Linked DNA regions of Homo sapiens: regions 2 and 3 are each linked to region 1. The links are chromatin contacts, found by Hi-C or POLR2A ChIA-PET in ENCODE. All regions are on one chromosome and are shown on one strand. The core of a region is the stretch at or near the end of the contact, and the rest is flanking DNA. Distances in the headings are between cores, read along the strand shown. Region 1 holds the start of ZKSCAN5 (zinc finger with KRAB and SCAN domains 5). Region 2 holds the start of CYP3A43 (cytochrome P450 family 3 subfamily A member 43). Region 3 holds the start of CYP3A4-AS1 (CYP3A4 antisense RNA 1).

Region 1 (4,708 bases), core at 635-3,134:
AGCAGCAGAGGACTAAGAATCTCACCCCTGCTCAGCAGATGGTTCACTCCTCTCCTTCATTGCTCATATAGCTTCTCTTTGACTCACCTGCTGTCTGCGTTCCTCAAGTTCTCGCTGTATATTTTCTATCACGGCCACCGCCTCTTCTCCACTTTCAGGGTGATGTTCCCTCACCCAGGGCTGGAACTCTTCAGGCAGGATGGTCAGGAACTGCTCCAGCACCAGCAGCTCCAGGATCTGCTCCTTCGTGTGCAGCTCGGGCCTCAGCCACTCACAGCAGAGCACCCGGAGTTGGCTGAGAGCCTCCCGGGGTCCTGAAGCCTCATGGTACTGGAAGTGCCTGAAGCGCTGGTAAAAAGTCTCAAACGTTGGCGGGTTGTACTCCTGCATCCAGGTGCAGTCTTCTTCTTCCACCTTCACTATGAAAAGGTCTTCCTGCTCCTGGGAAGTCTCAGCTGGGGGGTCTAAGTCTATAACTTCTCGGGATTCGGTCATTATCATTCCAACTCAGAGGGAAGTCTTCGAGGCTGGCTGTGTTACACTGAAACAATTGTTTTTCTGCTCTTTAATATCTTCTGAAGGACACTTTCAGTAGCATGCAACCTACTGATGTATTGGGCATCATTATTAGCAAAGACAGATGGCAAAGAGGTCATCTATACTAAAGACGACCACTCAACAAAGTAATTTACTTAAAAATAGGTACTACAAGGTAGCCATCACTTCACCCACAAAATGATAATAAGGAATAACCCCAACATTTTAAAAGTGTAAAAGAGAGCCATACAAATCTGACATCAGGCCCAACCTAAAACACAGTTTTAGAGTGAAGAACTTTACATTCCATATAAATAACGGGACGAGACTAACTAGTCCAGACGCAGCCGCTCTTTCTCTCTACCATAAGACGAACTTAAGTCGGAATAAGGGTGAAAATCATTATAATGGTCAAAACTGAGCCTGTTCTCTAAGCTACAAGAGCTTGACAGGCCAAGGGGAGACTCCATCGGTCCCAAAGAGAAGCAGCGTTTATAAGGTACAGATCTGGACCTGGATTCCTCAGAATGGCCCCTGACCCCGAGATACAGAGACTGTGGCCCGGTCAAGGTTAGGGACAGGACCCCCGTCCAGTCACGAAGCCCCTGCCCCCTCCCCTCAAGGCCCCACTCTAGGGGAGCTCTCCTGGAACATCAAGCTCCCCGCAGCCGAGGCTGGGAAGATGCGGTTCTTCCCACGGAGAGAAACCGAAGCCGACACTCCCCAACACTTCCTCGCCGGAAGTAACCAAGTCCAATCTTGCCCTGTCCAACGGGGTTAAACCGTTAGATCCCACCCCCCCCCGAAAGCACTTCCGCGTCCTCTCTAGGAATCCCGGAGGACCTCACCTCGCACGGGGGGCGGACCAATCGGCGGGGAGATGGGACGCGGGCCCCGAGTCCCAGCCCACCCTCAGTGACTCGGACGTCTCCAGGGCCCCCGAAGCCGCTCGCACAGCATCACCAAAGCGGGGAGGCAAACGGAGCCACTCTCTCCCCTGCTCCATCCCAAAGCCATTCAAACAGCCCAAGCTCCTCCCCTTTCCGTGGGGCGGGGAAGGGGGCGGGGCCTCCAGAGTTGGGCTGAGGTTGCTCGTGTCTGATTGGCCGGGGAGCTTGCGCCTTCCCCCACCCCCAACGCTCTGCGCCCCGATTTGAAGTAGGTCTGTACCTTGCTGACAGCCCGCAAACCTCGCTTATGTTGAATTTGGGGCCCTTAGGTTTTCTTCACCCGCATCCTCGCTACTCTCACCACCCACTTTCCAAACAAACCCACCTCTTGACCACCGCAGTCGGCTCAGAAGGCCGACATCTTCAACGTCACACCCGCGAGTCGCAGGGGCCAGCTGTTCCCGGAACTACATCTCCCAGGAGGTGGCGCGCGGGACTCGCCGGTTGGCCAATGGGGGGCGGCTCTCTTTGCAGCCTCGGTCTCGCGAGCCTATCAGAAGGTGGCAGGGCCCGGAGTCGTGTCCTCGGGAGCCAAGGCTGGAAGGCTGGGAGTGGGCGGAGGGAGCGGGGCATCCCTTTGAAGAGAGGGGCGTTGCTTACGCAGGGCTTCCCTGGCCAAGGGGGTCTCGTCCTTAATGATACCTCTCTTCAGCCAGGCGCGGGGTCCCACGCTTGTAAGCCTAGCTAGTGGACAGGCTGAAGAAGCAGGATCGCTTGAGCCCAAGAGTTCGAGACCAGCTCGGGCAACATAGCGAGACCCCTGTCTATTAGAAATACCCTCCCTTGGCCGGGCTCGGTGACTCACACCTGTAATGCCAGCACTTTGGGAGGCCGAGGTGGGTGGATCACCTGAGGCCAGGAGTTCGAGACCAGCCTGGCCAACATGGTGAAACCCCGTCTCTACTAAAAATACAAAAACTTAGCTGGGCGTGGTGGCGCGAGCCTGTAATCTCAGCCACTTGGGAGGCTGAGGCAGGAGAATCACTTGGACCCGGGAGGCTGAGGATGCAGTGAGCCGGGATCGCACCATTGCACTCCAGCCTGGGCAACATAGTGAGACCCCATCTCTTAGTAATAATCTCCCGTTTTTGTTTTGTTTTGTTTTGTTTTTTGAGACGGAGTCTCGTTGTCCCCCAGGCTGGAGTGCAATGGCACGATCTCGGCTCACTGTAACCTCTGCTCCCAGGTTCGGGCAATTCTCCTGCCTCAGCCTTTCGAGTAGCTGGGATTACAGGCACACTCACCACGCCCGGCTTATTTTGTATTTTTAGTAGAGACGGGGTTTCCCCATGTTGGCCAGGCTGGTCTCGAACTCCTGACCTCAGGTGATGCGCCCGCATCGACCTCCCAGTGCTCTCCTTTTCATATGGTGCTTTATAGTTTCCAGGCCCCAGCCCTCCCCTCCCCCTACGCCCCGCGCAGTTTACAAAGTTGATGGGCAGGCAGGAGAAGAGTTACTGTTGCCACTGTTTTACAGGCGCGAAGGAAGGAACTGCTGTGAAATTGCAGCATCTGCAAAAAGATGAGAAGATATTTAGAAGTTAAAGGTCTCTTTTCAGGGAGCCCAAAATCTTGCATTTTAAGTAGCTTCCTATCTAGGACCAAACCCCCGGTGAATGTTTGCAATGCCCGTATTTTGTGTGTTAGTGAGTTGGTATAGAATTTTGCACCTATGGCTTAATTTTGTTGCTCGTATAAAGTTGTTTAATGTCTATGAAAGTTGTTCCAGATGGGCATGGTGGCTCACGCCTGTAATCCCAACATTTTGGGAGGCCGAGGTGAGAGGATCACTAGAATCCAGGAGTTGAAGACCAGCCTGGCCTTTTTACCCCGTCTCTACAAAAAATAAAATAAAATTAGCTAGGCATGGTGGCACATGCCTATAGTCTCAGCTACTCAGCAGGCTGAGACTGGAGGATCACTTGAATTCAAGAGGTTGAGGCTGCAGTGAGTTATGATTGTGCCATTGCACTTCAGCACCTCAGTGACAGAGACACCCCGTCTCAAAAAAAAAAATGTTTGGTGGATACCCATTCTTTTCTAATATATTTACCTCCATTTAAATGATTTATTTATTTGTTTGTTTATCTATTTATTTTTTTGAGACGGAATCTCACTCTGTCGCCCAGGCTGGAGTGCCGTGGCATGATCTCGGCTCACTGCAACCTCCGCCTCCCGGGTTCAAGCGATTCTCCTGCCTCAGCCTCCTGAGTAGCTGGGATTACAGGTGTGTGCCACCACACCTGGATAACTTTTTGTATTTTTAGTAGAGATGGGGTTTCACCGTGTTACCCAGGATGGTCTCCATCTCCTGACCTCGTGATCTGCCTGCTTCGGCCTCCCAAAGTGCTGGGATTACAGGCGTGAGCCACCGCAACCGGTTTGAATTATTTATAAACACCTTTTGCATTTCAATAATTTATTTCTTAAATAGATAACACATTTGCATGAGTCAAAATTCAATAAGGCACTTAAGGTCTTCCTCTCATTCTCATTCTACATTCATTTTTCTCTCTAGAGATAGCCAAGATGACTAGTTTCCTTTTTTTTTTTTTTTTTTTTTTTTTTTGAGATGGTTTTGCTGGTTGCCTAGGCTGGAGTGAATGGCACGATCTTGGCTTAGTGAACCTCTGCCTCCTGGGTTCAAGTGATTCTCCTGCCTCAGCCTCCCGAGTAGCTGCGATTACAGGCATGCGCCACCATGCCCGGCTAATTTTGTATTTTTTAGTAGAGACGAAGTTTCTCCATGTTGGTCAGGCTGGTCTTGAACTCCCGACCTCAGGTGATCCCCTCGCCTCGGCCTCCCAAAGTGCTGGGATTACAGGCGTGAGCCACCGCACCTGGCTCCATAAGAGATATTTTTATGTCTAGTTATTAAACACACCTGGATTGATAAATAGTGTTCGGTTTGTTTGGGCGTGGGGTGGGGAGGGGGATTGCTTGAACCCAGGAGGCAGAGGTTGCAGTGAGCCGAGGTCAGGAAATCAAGACCATCCTGGCTAACATGGTGAAACCCCGTCTCTACTAAAAATACAAAAAATTAGCTGGGTGTGGTGGCACGCGCCTGTAATCCCAGCTACTTGGGAGGCTGAGATAGGAGAATCGCTTGAACCCGAGCGATACTCCCTCTCAAAAAAAAATTTTTTTATTTTTATATGGAGACACATCCTCTCTATGTTGCTCAGGCTGGCCTGGAACTCCTGGTCTCAAGCGATCGTCTC
Region 2 (4,708 bases), core at 727-3,226, 320 kb before region 1:
TTTGGAGCCCCAACTTTCCCCTGTCATAAACTTCCCTAGAAAATGTACATACTAAAGCTGAGTTGATGCTTGTGGAGAGGACAATTGAATTGGTAGCTGAGTCGCAAGGAATCACATTAAACCAGTATAAACCAGTCTCACATTCCTAGCAATGTCAATCCAGTTAAACAGCTGTGCCTCATTTCAGGAGGTGATGTTGCAGGTCTGCTGTCATGAAAGATAGGTCTGTATATGGTGCAGTTAAACAGGTACTTAATAAGAGGTCATTCTACCAAAGCAAAAGGAGACCAAAAGTTAATCATTTAGCAGACTAGTTTCTGAGTTCACAGGGCAGCCAGACAAAAAGATTTCTACATGTTGGTTTTGAAACAGCTCCAGTTGGAGTAGAGGTAGGCAATGGTGATCTGACAGATTTTTTTTCTCTCCTATAGCTCCTTAGGGCCAGATCTGAAAGACTTTAAGTTGTTGCAATTTCTCTGGAGTCTGCTCTATCACAAAGAATTCTGCAAAAATCACATTTCCTGCCTTTGTGGACCAAACCAATGTATTTCTTAAATGTATTTGATATCTCATGCCTCCCTAAAAGAATAAAACCAAGCTGCACCCTGACCACCTTGGGTACATGTTCTTAAGACCTCCTGAAGGCTGTGTCATGGGCCATGGTCACTCATATTTGGCCCAGAATAAATCTCTTCAAGTATTGTACAGAGTTTGGCTCTTTTTGTTGGCAGCATGTATTAACTCATTCTCTATTACAATTCCCCTGTCTTGATGAATGGGCTCTGTTGAGGCAGGGGGCAAGGTGAATCTCTTGGGTGGTTACAGTGAAAATCCATACAAAATTTTACATGCATATGTGCTGGAGGCCCACAATATATGAGACTAAAATAAGGACTGAATGAGTAAAGCTTAAATAGCATTGTAAGCTAAAAAGTAGGGAGTGGCTTCTGATAGGGAGTTTCTGACACAAGTTATGGGAAGGTGAAGGGAGAAAACACATGATGAACAAAGGTTATTTTATTGTGGAGATAAAGTCTCTCAGGTAGCAGTGCTCCAAAGAATAAGTATTATCAAACTTTTTCTCTTTTCCTGTGAATTAGTTTTCTGATTGATGAGATTATTTGGAGAGGCTCAAGACAATTGCATTCTTTTTGGAAGATCTTCCCTTAGTCAGATAAGAGAACTTCAGAGCAACCCTGCACTTCAGGAGGGAAAGAATGGGGGATGGGTAGACAGAAGAGGGTCAGAGATTCTGAAGACATTTGTGAAGTCTTTCAGTCTTCTTTAGTTCAAACTACTCAGTATGACAAAGTTTTATTTTTTTTTTTGAGACGGAGTCTTGCTCTGTCACCCAGGCTGGAATGCAGTGGTGCAATCTCCGCTCACTGAAACCTCTGCCTCCTGGGTTCAAGCGATTCTCCTGCCTCAGCCTCCCAAGTAGCTGGGATTACAGGTGTGTGCCACCATGCCTGACTAATTTTTGTATTTTTAGTAGAGAAGGGGTTTCACCATGTTGGTCTGGCTGGTCTTGAACTCCTGACCTTGTGATTGGCCTGCCTCCACCTCCCAAGTGCTGAGATTACAGGTGTGAGCCACCGCACCCAGACTAAATTTTACATTTTCAAATGTTGTATTAGGAGTCCTAACATATTAATAATATTTTATGTGTTCACAGTATTTGGCACTTAGGTAACTTCCCCTCCGTTATCTCTTTTATCTTCAAAACAAATAAGAAAAAGATGGGCCCAATTAGCACTTCAGGTCTTAGAGTTAAGAGCAAACATGCCTGCATAGTTACTCACATATAGAGGAGTACCAGGCTGGTAGCCACAAGAACCCATGTTTCCATGGCAAAGTTTGGAATGAGATCCATCACCAGTTTTCTTTTTCAGCTCTGTCTTCTGAGTTTTTCTTTCAGCTGTGTGCTGCTCTTTGCTGGGCTGTGCATATAGAGCTTTGTTTCTCTGCCCAGAGGTGATTTAGTTAATGTTAACAGCGATATTTATGTGCTGGAGAAGGAGGTGGGTCTACAGCGGCAGCCAGTAGAAAAGCCACTTATGCTACTCCTCATATGGAGGGATTTGGGTACCCTTTTCAAATTGACAATTGGCAAATAATTATGGCTGTCCTTATTTTGGCCTCCTTTGATTTCCTATTCTGTGAACAATCAGTAAACAAATCAGTCACTGCTATTGGTAAGCCCAAAGGTTATAGATTCTCAGGAACCTAAAGAAAAATACTTCTGCAAGAACATCTGCCCAGCAACTGCCTGTCCAACCTCAAACTGATGTCAGTCTTGTTATTGATCTTTATAGCCAAGGATAATCATTCCAAAACAAATATGTAATCCTTCTCATTATTTTTTTAAACTTTGTCTTACTTTACCTACCTGAATAAGCACATAGTTTACCTTGGCACGCATATTCCCATTGCAATGCTTTATTCCCAAATAAAAATAATTCTTTTTAGAAAGCCTATCTCTGTTTGTTATCTAGGTTGCCAAATCATGCCTCCAGGTAAACAGACAAGAAGGACTCCCTGTGCCTCAAAAGCAAAAACAAACCCAAGAGGCCATGGCAGGTTTAGGTGATGGTCATGTTCTCTGTGTTCTTAGTAAGTGTTGCAAAACCTATTTTTCTGTAGCCAAGTCAAATAACATTTTCTGAAAAAATCTGTACCTGGGAATTTTCCAACTGCTCACCAACAGATCATGTGGTAAGAACTAACTGACCACCTAGGAACAGCCAATTAAGAGACATGTGACTTGGGGCTTAAAGGCTGTCTAATCAAGACTCTTTTCTTCACTCCTCTGACTCCTCTATCCTGCTCTGTGGTTTTTGACTTTATAGCTCTCCACCTCCGAGGCTGCATCTCCTCAATCTGCAGACTGTGTTTTATAGAAAATGAAGCTCTCCCTCTGTCCTCCACAGATCCCACAATCTTTACTCATATTTCCTGGTGATGAGGAAGGGATCAAAATTGGCTCTCAAGATCCTCTCCCTTGTCATCTGGACTAATCAATGCATTGGCACCAGCAAGAGTCCTCTAAGCTCAGTTATCTTCCTGGCCTGGCTGTTTTGTGGAAAAATCAGTAAATCCTCTTACATCCAAGATCTCACATTTAGGATGAGGTCTTGAGGTCTTTATTTTTTTCAGGGAACCTGCCCTTCTGGCTCTATGGCTACCCACTTGTGGGGTATGCTTGCACTTGGAGGGGCATGCCCATGTTTCTTGGGGTGCATTCATGCTGCATCAAGCAAGTTCATGCCTCACAGGATACTCCATGCTTCAGTGTTGCAAGGACTATCGCATTTTATTTGCCCTTGAAGGGACCCCTTCCTAAGGTGAGGGCTATGCATAACCTAGGTCCTAAGGCCATGGTCTCTAAGGCCTGCCATCGGGTAATTCGGTGGCTCTGTCTCTGATCAATCACTATCAGGTACTCTGGCAGTTTTTCAAGTTTAAAATTTAAAGGTAAAGGCTCGACAGAAATGGATGTGAGAGATACACCTAAATTGAACTCCGAAGCATGCAATGAGGATAAGAGGAGTCTGGACTTCTCAAAGACAGTAAGAGGCTTTCTTTCAATCTGCATTTTTGAAAGTTTCAAACACAATTGGGACTTTGGCTGTGTTTTACTAGGAGACTAACCTGAAGAGTTAACCCATGTCTCAGAAAATCTGAAAAACTTGAAGACCCTAAAATGGAGAGTCCCATATCTTCCTGCTGCTGCACTTGCATTCTACCTCCACTTTTCCCTTTTTACCATCACTGTCTTTGTCTGGAACATTGCAGGGACCTGGCAACTTGGTACCAGCAGGGGCCATTGAGCCCCTGGCTCCTTCATGATGATTGAAAACTGGGTGGGTCTCTCATGAGTTTTGGACTTCCCACTTGATTGACAGCTGTCAGTTTTGTTCAGCTAGTTGTTCTTACCCCTGGATAAAAGGGGGTGAAAGAAAGTCTCTTTCTTTGAGACTTACTGTTTCTCAAGAAGGGGGAATCACTCTGTATTTCTCCTCCATAAACATATGAATGAATATGTATGCTATTTCTCCCATTAATCTCCTTTGTGGGTGATTTTTTTTGTTGTTAACAAACCTTCAGAGGAGAAAGGACAAACATTTTTCTTGGCCTCAGCAGTTCTGTCCCTATGAGCAGGATACCAAAGCCACTCTGTTCTTTCAGAAGCCTCAGTGAAGGGAGCCCAAGCACTTGTAAGTCAGCAGAAAAGTAAGAATTTCTTTTTTTTTCTTTTTCTTTTTTTGACAGAGTCTCATTTTATTACCCAGGCTGGAATGTAGTGGTGTGATCTTGGCTCACTGCAATCTCCGCCTCCTGGGCTCAAGTGATCCTTCTATCTCAGTCTCCCAAGTAGCTGGGACTACAGGCACATGCCTCCATGTCTGGCTGAGAAAAGTAAGAATTTCTTTCCAGACAAGCTCCTGGCCTTTCTTTCTGGGAGATCCACTTGGGCAGATGTTAAGAATTGCTCTTTGTCTCCTCTGCAAAATCTTAATAAATAGGAGAAAAGGATTTGTGTTACTAGTGCTGGGTGCAGCAACTCTAGGGTACTCTCTAGTACTTTCTCTTATGAATACTCACATCGTTTGATCCCCTTTTCCTCTAGAAATAGTCTTTTCCTTTGTTCCTGTATTTCTGTGCTGTTCTGTCATAAAAGGGGCTACAGGAGTGTAGAACATGGGCC
Region 3 (4,708 bases), core at 1,185-3,684, 260 kb before region 1:
GTTTCTGAGGGCTACTTGTGGGGCACTCAGAGGGAAGGCCTTGTTCTGAAAATGTGCAGGAAGTATTCCAGGATGATGAGAATTTCTGCCACATAGCAGAACGACACATGTTTGAATGTTATAAGTGGTAGTTGGAGGCACTTTCTAGAGGCATGCAGGCATAGATAGCCATGTTCTAAGAGTAAAGGGCAACCCTAAGCAAACCTGGCATGCTAGAAAGTCAGTCTGCGGTCTGTGGATCACCTACATCAGATCAAATGCCAATTCTCAGCCTCCTTCAGATCCACTGAATAAAAATTTCTGCCTAGAAATTTATTAGGTTGCTGCAAAATTAATTGTGGGTTTTTCCATTACTTTTAATTGCAAAAAAATGCAATTAAAAGTAATGGCAAAAACCACAATAACTTTTGCAGCTACCTAATACATCTAACATCCAATCAGGAGCCACGCTGTTCCAAAAGGGGTGATTTTAACTGGCAGTACTTGTTGAAAGTGTGTTCACCAGGTTAATCTACTGCAAAGTTATTTTCCACTTTGGAATGGATTAGTAACTTGTGGGGAAAACCTCTGAGACCGTGTAAATATCCTCTTTGTCTTCAATGTTTCACCTACGAGTTTTACAACCCATGTATGTTTTTTACTGAAGTCACTATTACTATGACAGTGGCAAAATGATGACCATGGTCAATTACAAGCCACCAAGACTTGGCAACCATCTCACAAAATTCCTGAATATTTAACTATTGGTTCTAGAGAGCAGGACTGGGCTTACTCCAGCATACTGCTTTAAATATATCCATGTCTACATCCACTTTTGTCTGTATGTCTATGTATCTATCTATGTATCTATCTAGCTATGTATCTATCTATCTATCTATCATCTATCTATCTATCATCTATCCATCTATCATCTATCATTTATCCATCTATCATCTATCTACTTATATATTATCTATCTATCATCTAACTATTCATCTATCTATCCCAATATAACTTGCTGTGATAAAGGAAATAGTCTATTGTTTTACTGTTTCATATAGAAATCACTAGACACATATGGCTATTGAGCACTGGATATGTGGCTAGTGCCATTGAAGATCAATTTTAAATGGTATTTCAGTTTAATTTAATAAAATTTGATTTTAAATAGCCACTAGTGGGTAGTGGCTACCATATTGGACAGCAGAGCTCTAAACTTTGAGATTATAGTTCAATTTCACATCAGTATCATCAGGTTCATGATAACTGAATACTATGATTAGGTAGTTGAATTTACTTATAACTGCATCACAGAAGTCTTCACTGGTAAATCACAGCTCTGTCGACCTTTCTCACACTCCTTTCATATTGGTTTTGGTTGTGAATTACATGGTTGGAGCAGGCATTATATTTATTTCTATGTTCCAGGTCTCTAAAGGTCCTAATCCAGTCCTGATCAAACAGACCAGTGATGGACCATCCTGAGCTTCTCTCAGGAGAAAAATCAAGAGGGGCCCAACTTGTAATCATAGGAGCTTATGCTATTTTAATGCCATCCATCAGACTACAATCAATTACCACTCATCTAGCTTTTTGTCCATCTCTCATTCTTGTACATCCTGAGATAGTCAATTCTGAGAACTGTAGCCTAGATCTATCACCTGATGCCTCTCAAAGATATAATCCGTGCTTCTCAAGCTAGGCTATGCACACAAATCACTGCATCTTGTGAAAGTTCAGATTTTGAATCAGTAGTTCAAGGGTGGGGTTTGAGATTTTGCATTTCTAATGAGCTCTCAGATGCTTCTGACCCATGGACCACACTTTGAATACCAAGAAGTGGTCTGTAGACCAATATTGGTCCCTTAAGTTCCCTCAAACATATCTTCGGGAAACGTCCTTTGATTTTCCCTACATTTAACCATTAGTGTTGCAAATTCTCTCAAAGTTTGTCAAGATATATTGTAGCTAAAATAAATTACATTTTTCTTGGGGGAGAGTACTACCTCATATTAACTTACAATAAAGTACTTTTAGGATCATTCAAGGAACACACCCATAACACTGAGTATGTTATGCGGAAATGCTCTCTCTGGAAATTACACAGCTGTGCAGGTGGCGGGGGTGGCATGAGGAGGAGTGGATGGCCCACATTCTCGAAGACCTTGGGGAAAACTGGATTAAAATGATTTGCCTTATTCTGGTTCTGTAAGATACACATCAGAATGAAACCACCCCCAGTGTACCTCTGAATTGCTTTTCTATTCTTTTCCCTTAGGGATTTGAGGGCTTCACTTAGATTTCTCTTCATCTAAACTGTGATGCCCTACATTGATCTGATTTACCTAAAATGTCTTTCCTCTCCTTTCAGCTCTGTCCGATCTGGAGCTCGTGGCCCAATCAATTATCTTTATTTTTGCTGGCTATGAAACCACGAGCAGTGTTCTCTCCTTCATTATGTATGAACTGGCCACTCACCCTGATGTCCAGCAGAAACTGCAGGAGGAAATTGATGCAGTTTTACCCAATAAGGTGAGTGGATGGTACATGGAGAAGGAGGGAGGAGGTGAAACCTTAGCAAAAATGCCTCCTCACCACTTCCCAGGAGAATTTTTATAAAAAGCATAATCACTGATTCTTTCACTGACTCTATGTAGGAAGGCTCTGAAAAGAAAAAGAAAGAAACATAGCAAATGGTTGCTACTGGCAGAAGCGTAAGATCTTTGTAAAACGTGCTGGCTCTGGTTCATCTGCTTTCTATTACTACAATAATGCTAAGTAAAAAACCTCCAAAAACCTCAGTGGCATCTAACAATAAGCATTTGTTGCTCACACTCATTTCACATTGGTTTTGGTTGTGAATTACATGTTTGCAGCAGGCACCATAGTGGTGTGTGATGTCCCCTTAGCTGTATCCACATATGGACACAGGAATTTGCTCTTTTTATCTCTTTTTATTTTCTTGGTTACAGACATGTGACTTTTTTTTTTGAAAGGTAACAATCACTTTCTCATATGTTATTTGATGCTAGTGGTCATAGCCTATTAGTCACATTTGTTTCAATGAGAAAGAAAAACCAGTACACGGTTATGCTAAGGATTTCAGTCCCTGGGGTGAGAGCCGTCTCGAATGTCTCCCCACTTCATAACTCCTCCACACATCATAGTTGGATAGTGAGCTCTGCTGATATTGGCAGGACTTGCTCTGGTCTGGCTGTAGTCTGACGGAGCCTGGCCCTGGGTGTGCTGTGCAGGCTGACTCAGCTCTCCCCACACCTATCTCATGTTCCAGTCAGGCAGTAACTGGTGAAGAAGCCAAGCTAGGAACCAGGATATCTGGCTCCTGAGCTAAAGTCTTAAAACACTATCATATTGCCTTCCAAATATAACACCAAATACTAGGTGCATATCACCCACACTGTTTTCAGACCTCTGCCAAAATTGGGATTCTTTGTGGTATGAAGAGACACGGCTTTGGGGCTGGCCCGGCTGTGGCAGTGAGGTGAACACAAAGGGATGTTCTTCAGAGATTACAGTCCAGCCCTGAAGCAACAACTAGGAGACTGTTTCAGCAAGTGAGGACAGGGCTGTGTGGGGTTCTATCCTCTTTATAACTTCCACTAGCACTGAAATCGTGTTCTCTGGTTACATCCAACCAGAACCTTCTTTGTCATTTTTGGGATAGAAAGGGACTAGTTTATCCTCAAATTATTTATGGAGATTTTATATAATATAGTGTTTCTCTCCACATTTTCTGTATATAACAAAAGTCCTCCTTTTAGTGTGTGTATACACATATATATACACATATATATGTGTGTGTGTATGTGTGTGTGTATATATATATAGACATATATACACGGTTATGCTAAGGATTTCAGTCCCTGGGGTGAGAGCCTTCCCGAATGCTTCCCACCTTCATAACTCCTCCACACATCTCAGTGGGCCACTGAGCACAGCAATGGGCATGACAGTTATTAAAACACTTTATAAATGCTTCGATCCTTTACCAGTATGAGTTAGTCTCTGGAGCTCCTAATACTTCATTAGTACTGCATGGACTGAGTTAAAAGTTAATTCAAAATCTCAATTTATCCAAATCTGTTTCGTTCTTTCCAGGCACCACCCACCTATGATACTGTGCTACAGATGGAGTATCTTGACATGGTGGTGAATGAAACGCTCAGATTATTCCCAATTGCTATGAGACTTGAGAGGGTCTGCAAAAAAGATGTTGAGATCAATGGGATGTTCATTCCCAAAGGGGTGGTGGTGATGATTCCAAGCTATGCTCTTCACCGTGACCCAAAGTACTGGACAGAGCCTGAGAAGTTCCTCCCTGAAAGGTACAAGGCCCCTGGGAAGGGAGCCCTCCCTGAACCAGCCTGGTTCAAGCATATTCTGCCTCTCTTAATCTACAGGACAGTCATGTGGTTGTATAATTATTTGCTTGTATTTTTATATTTAGAGATTTTTTTAATCATCAAATTGATTATTGTCACACTTTACAAACCATAGACTAGAAAAAAGAAAACTACAGTCATCCACAATTCCAACAACTTACGATGAAGGTCATCAGTTATGTCCTTATGGGTCATCAGTGTCCAAAATGTAAGGACTCTTTTAAAAACACATGATCACAATGCTATTATTATGTCCCCCAAATGAATATTTTTTTCATAAATATAATCAAATATTTAGGAATAACATTTTAATAAAAAACATGCAT

Evidence for each region. A loop is a pair of places that touch in the nucleus more often than their neighbours do. ChIA-PET counts read pairs that join two places held with the same protein, here RNA polymerase II (POLR2A). Pooled maps may share reads with other maps.
Region 2: a loop to region 1 is called in a map with no recorded cell type, with 3 times the contacts of the local background. The contact joins the promoter of CYP3A43 here to the promoter of ZKSCAN5 in region 1. A Hi-C loop is called at or near these places in 1 of 168 maps with a recorded cell type or tissue (sciatic nerve), 11 of 37 single-sample maps with no recorded cell type and 9 of 50 pooled maps. POLR2A ChIA-PET finds 5 or more read pairs at or near these places in 1 of 52 experiments (MCF 10A).
Region 3: a loop to region 1 is called in a map with no recorded cell type, with 4 times the contacts of the local background. The contact joins the promoter of CYP3A4-AS1 here to the promoter of ZKSCAN5 in region 1. A Hi-C loop is called at or near these places in 2 of 37 single-sample maps with no recorded cell type and 3 of 50 pooled maps. POLR2A ChIA-PET finds 5 or more read pairs at or near these places in 1 of 52 experiments (MCF 10A).

The regions. Positions count from the first base shown.
Region 1 is chr7:99,501,838-99,506,545 of GRCh38, reverse strand. It overlaps ZKSCAN5 (zinc finger with KRAB and SCAN domains 5), which reads right to left and starts at 1,884. Exons shown (of 7, transcript NM_145102.4): 1 at 1,813-1,884; 2 at 88-541. The coding sequence starts at 501. RefSeq lists enhancers at 1,218-1,297, 1,678-1,857, 2,248-2,297.
Region 2 is chr7:99,825,281-99,829,988 of GRCh38, reverse strand. It overlaps CYP3A43 (cytochrome P450 family 3 subfamily A member 43), which reads right to left and starts at 1,976. Exons shown (of 13, transcript NM_057095.3): 1 at 1,803-1,976. The coding sequence starts at 1,873.
Region 3 is chr7:99,761,658-99,766,365 of GRCh38, reverse strand. CYP3A4-AS1 (CYP3A4 antisense RNA 1) reads right to left here and starts at 2,434. Exons shown (of 1, transcript NR_198962.1): 1 at 1-2,434. CYP3A4 (cytochrome P450 family 3 subfamily A member 4) reads left to right here. Exons shown (of 13, transcript NM_017460.6): 10 at 2,351-2,511; 11 at 4,099-4,325. RefSeq lists an enhancer at 2,455-2,735.